Linked DNA regions of Homo sapiens: region 2 is linked to region 1. Evidence: chromatin loops called from intact Hi-C (ENCODE). Cell type or tissue: OCI-LY7. All regions are shown on one strand. Region 1 overlaps XYLT1 (xylosyltransferase 1). Region 2 overlaps XYLT1 (xylosyltransferase 1).

Region 1 (2,500 bases):
TTCAGGTGGGGTGAGATGATATCTCACTGTGCTTTTGACTCACAGTTCCCTGGTGATTAGTGATGCTGTGCATTTTTTTATATATCCATTGGCCATTCGTATGTCTTCTTTTGAGAAATATCTGTTCAGCTCTTTTGCCTGTTTAAAAAATTGGACTACTTGTTTTTTTGCTGTTGAGTTGTTTGAGTTCTTTATATATTTTGGTTATTAATCCCTTGTCAGATGGGTAGTTTGCAAATATTTTCTTCCATTTTGTAGATTATTTAATTTGTTGATTGTTTGCCGTGCAGAAGCTTTGTAGCTTGATGTGATCCCGTTTGTCTATTTTTGCTTTTGTTGCCTGTGCTTTTGTGGTCTTACCCAAAAAAAATTCTTGCTCAGCGTCCTGAAGTGTCTCCCCAATGTTTTTTTCTCTAGTCGTCTCATAGTCTCGGGTCTTAGATTTAAGTCTTTAATCTATTTTGATTTGGTTTTTGTGTATGGTGAGTGATGGGGCCTAGTTTCATTCTTAAGTTTATCCATAGGTAATGGCTATCCCGTTTTTCCAGCACTACTTATCGAAGACTTTCCTTTCCCCAGCCTTTGTCAAAAATGAGTTGATATTAAAGTGTGGGTTTATTTCTGCGTTCTCTATTCTGTTTGCCAGGCACTGTTCTAAACCCTCTTTGTGCATGAACTCATTTAATCCTTCAAGCTGTGTACTATTATATTTTCAACAGTCAAGAATGGAAGTTGAAATTGGCTAGAGAGAGGAGTCTTGAATTCAGCTCTCTCTAACCAAGGGAGAAGCGGAGGAGGGGGCAAGAGGATATTGTTCAGGGTTCTTTGGCCGGGGACAATGGCCTTTCTTTCAACCACAACAGACTTCCTGCTGCTCCATTCCTTCAGACCGCTCTGTGGTTGGCCCACTGAGGAGCCCGCCACTTGTACCTGAGAGCCTGGGTCTGCAGCACACTGGAGAGTTACCTCAATAAACATGCAGTGCGGATCATCTTGCGGACACTTCCTTCCGCCTGCAACAGAAACTACCCGTTTGCCCGCAGATGCTCATCAGATGGTGCCCATGTGCTCTCTGGGTTCGGTTGCCCCCTTCCCGATTGGAAGCCAGAGGCATCACAAAGAAGATGGGTGTGGGGTGGGGTGTCACCTTAGCCCTGAACCTGGACACTGGCATTATTAGTGTCAGGAACTGCAAACCCAGACACCCTGCCAGATGAGGAAGGGGTGGGACCCATTCTCAAGCTTTGTGTGTGTGGACGAGGGTGTCTCATCTTTCAGGGCCACCTAGGGGCAATGAATGGATTTGTCCTGTCCCAGGCCTAGTTTGTCCCAGCCAGGTGACTACTGCTTATCTGGACATCTAATCCAGGCTAATGTGTCAGTGGATGCTAATGAGGTAATGTGGTAAGAGGCATTTGTTTCTCCTCCCAGGGCACGCTTTGCCATAATTTTTGGCCACAAGATGTGTGGTTTCAGTTTAAGATGAGTTTGTGGGGCAGAGAGGTTGATGCAAATGTTCCCTACCCAGGAGGCACAAACATTGCAACTATGGTGATGATGAGGTGCATTTATCGAATGCACCAAACACTGTGGAAGGACTAAAAAGACATGCTTTTATTGAATTCTTATAACATCTGGCAAGTTAAGAGCTATTATTTTCATTTCTGTTTTACTGATTGAAATAATGAAAACTAAGGCAATAAGTTGGATGAAAATTAAGCAGATGTGAAGTGTCCAAACTAGAAATTGAAGTTGGGTGGTGTCTCCAAAGGCTGTGTTCTCAGTCTACCCAGTTCAGAGTCAGTAAGTCCGTTGACTCTAGCCCCTCATTCTCCCCCTGCCTCCATCTATTTATGCATGCATTTGTCCACCCATCCATCCATCCATCCATCCATCAGTCCATTCATCTATTTGTCTAAGCATCCATCCATCCATCTATCCGTCCATTCATCCATCCTCTGTCCATTCATCCATCCATCTGTCCATCCATTTACCCATCGATCCATTCATCCACCTATCTACCCATCCTCCACTCCTGCAGTTAGAAGGTACCAGTCCCTGTGTCCAGCACTGGAACCACCTTGGTGAACAGGACCAATGTGCCTCCTGCCCTCCAGGAGGACCAGTCTAGCAGGCAAGAGTTAGAGCCCGTGCTGATAAGTGGCCGATCTCTAGGGAGATCACTCTCACATCCTAGCCTGGTTCATTGCCTATACCCTTTCCCATGGTGACCTCTTGAACACACAAGGGAGGTGTCCTCTGGGAAGGTCAGGGCAAGGAGTAAGTAGTATGATTCAGAGCCCTGGGAGCCCTGAGGTCTCTGCCATCCCAGAACTGTCCATGAGGCCTGGGCTGCTCTGCTCATGGGGCCCAAGCTCTTCTTCTTGTAGCTCATGAAACAACCCTGGAAATGATCCAGGGGAGCAGATGGGCAGATGCTGTGGGGCCTGGGAGGCAGGTCGTGTGATGTTGAGGAAGAAGACAGTGGTCTGACATCATC
Region 2 (2,500 bases), 200 kb after region 1:
TAAAGGCAATGGAATGTATGTAATATCCTACCAATATTTTTCCCTTTATAACTTTATTATATCATTTCCAGCCCTTAAGTAAACCATCACAGCACTTTCAGCTGGAATTTAAACGGGACGCTGGAACAAAATGTTTGTTACCCAGTGGCAAAGACAGTCAAGGAAAGAAACTGACTTGAAAAGGTGTGGTTAATAAGAAGCATTGAGAATCGTAGTCATGGCACTTTAGAGCTTGAAAAAGCCTTGGTTTCTGGTTGGAACATCTCCTATTTCCAGATGGGGAAACTGAGGTCCAGAGAGAGCCATCTTACCAGAGGTTAAACCAGTAGCAAAAGTAGGATGTGAAACTATGGCCCCGGCTTCCAAGTCCGTATGACTCACTCTTCAAAGGCCAGTCTGCTTAGCATGATCTCTCAGTCAAGTTTCTCTTCTGTTTCTCTCCCCTCTTCTCCAGGATGGCTACTTTTCTCATCGGCCGAAAGAGAAAGTGCGAACAGACAGCAACAACGAGAACTCTGTCCCCAAAGACTTTGAGAATGTCGACAACAGCAACTTCGCACCCAGGACTCAAAAGCAGAAGCACCAGCCTGAGTTGGCGAAGAAGCCACCGAGTAGACAGAAGGAGCTTTTGAAAAGGAAGCTGGAACAGCAGGAGAAAGGAAAAGGACATACATTCCCTGGGAAAGGCCCCGGTGAGGTGCTGCCTCCCGGGGACAGAGCCGCAGCCAACAGCAGCCACGGGAAGGATGTGTCCAGACCGCCTCATGCCAGGAAAACTGGGGGCAGCTCCCCCGAGACCAAGTATGACCAGCCCCCTAAGTGTGACATCTCAGGCAAGGAGGCCATCTCTGCCCTGTCCCGTGCTAAGTCCAAGCACTGCCGCCAGGAGATTGGGGAGACTTACTGCCGCCACAAGTTAGGGCTGCTGATGCCTGAGAAGGTGACTCGGTTCTGCCCCCTCGAGGGTAAGTTCCAACCCCGCTGGCTCAGAGAGGGATCTCCTGGCCACTTCCTCCTCCTGCCCAGCCCCATTCTGCTCACCTTCTCAGACCTTCTGAGAAAGGCCACCCTGTTTTCCAAACCCCAGATGAGCACACGAGATCTGATGTGTTCTAGTACTCCCTGAGTGTTGAAGTCTTGTATCAGAAAAATTTTGCAAAATCAGATTACCTTTTGTAGGTGCTTTAACCCATTGCCTTTATGGCAAAGGATGAAATTATAGTGAAATCGGGAGCTGATGTGATGCTGGCAGGAGCCAAGGGAGCTGTATTGATATGGTTTCGTTTCTCTTTCAGTAGAATATTGGGATTAGAATTGATATGAATATTATTGTAATTGATTATGATTTGAGAGGTTTCTAATTGGTTGCATTAACTTCAGAGGCTCTGTAACTTTCCGTTTTCCTTCATCAAAAGTTTCTTTCCCTCTTCTCTTCTCTTTCTTCCTCATATGTTTCCTGTTTCCCTCCTTCTTTCCTTCTCATTCCTTTATTTTCTTTCTCCCTTTTTCCTCCCTTCCTTCCTCATTTTCTTCCTGGTTTGTTTCTCCCTTTCCTTTTCTTCCCTCTTCTCATTCCCTTCCTTATTTTCCTCTCTTCCCCCTTCCTTCTTTCCTATTTCCTTTCTTCCTTATTTTAATTTTCTTTCTCTCTCCTTTCCTCTTTTCTTCCTATTTTCTTTCTTCCCTTCTACATTCCTTCCTGCTTTCTGTCCTCTTCTTTCCTAATTTTTCTCTCCTCCCTCCCTCCTTTCTTCTTTTCCTTCCTTCATTCTTTACTTCCTTCCTTCCTTCCTTCTTTCCACCTTTCCTTGCTCTTTGCTTTTCCCCTCCCTCTTTCCCTTCACTGGCACTCTTTTATGTGCGGATGACCTGATGATAAACCAGCTCTCTTGCTGAGACACGGAGGGATCCAAGCTCTGATCCAGAAATTCACAGGCAGAGTGGAGGGGCCATCTGAAGATGGGGAGTCCAGTTTCACTAGCGCATGTGCAATCGTGCCATTGATGTGTATTTCTTGGTAGTGATTTTCACCTTCTCTAGTGCCCTTGGAAGGGGAATGACAGCAGCCACAGGGGGCTGCTGAGGCTTCGCTGTGTGCTAGACACCGCACCAGGCTCTGTGCAGTCAATTTGTTTATCACATCCAACACTCTCTGAGGCTGATGCTGATGTCATGAGCCCAATTTTTTTCAGATGAGAGATGTAAAATCCCTCTCCCAAGGTCACATGGCCTTTAAGTGATCTTACAAGCTTACTGTTATGGCAGGAAATTTCGGACCCACTCAGAGTAGAGAGAACCCCAATGTACCATCACCCAGCCACGTGGTCGCTGTTTATTGACTCGTGGTCACTGTTGTTTAGGGCACGCCCCCTTCCCTCCCGCTAGCCCCTGCCACCATAGCTTACGATAATCCAGCCTCTGGGAGCACTCTTAAATTTTACTTTTTTCCTTGGAGAAGATATTCTCAAAATGTTTGTGAATTCGTTTGCTCAGTGGTTTT

Evidence for each region. Hi-C counts contacts between places; a loop is a spot of excess contacts. Peaks named below come from ENCODE experiments on the same cell type or tissue, not always from the same donor. Only the 100,000 strongest peaks of a DNase experiment are listed, where the experiment ranks them.
Region 2: a loop joins it to region 1, with 3 times the contacts of the local background. A loop is called at or near these places in 4 of 110 quality-filtered maps.

The regions. Positions count from the first base shown.
Region 1 is chr16:17,461,043-17,463,542 of GRCh38, reverse strand. All of the region lies in intron 1 of XYLT1 (xylosyltransferase 1), which reads left to right. It overlaps LOC107987234 (a long non-coding RNA gene), which reads left to right. Exons shown (of 2, transcript XR_001752091.2): 2 at 1-2,500. Among named protein-coding and RNA genes, the nearest start is that of XYLT1, 8.7 kb to the left of the region's middle. RefSeq lists an enhancer at 1,369-1,418. In OCI-LY7, CTCF peaks have their summits at 1,116 and 1,319 (motif pointing left); DNase peaks (open chromatin) are centred at 2, 952 and 1,262; H3K4me3 peaks cover 2,500 bases; H3K27ac peaks cover 2,500 bases.
Region 2 is chr16:17,257,453-17,259,952 of GRCh38, reverse strand. XYLT1 (xylosyltransferase 1) reads left to right here. Exons shown (of 12, transcript NM_022166.4): 3 at 455-965. Among named protein-coding and RNA genes, the nearest start is that of XYLT1, 210 kb to the left of the region's middle. RefSeq lists enhancers at 243-642, 803-852. In OCI-LY7, CTCF peaks have their summits at 779 and 980 (motif pointing left); DNase peaks (open chromatin) are centred at 422 and 942; H3K4me3 peaks cover 1,025 bases; H3K27ac peaks cover 886 bases.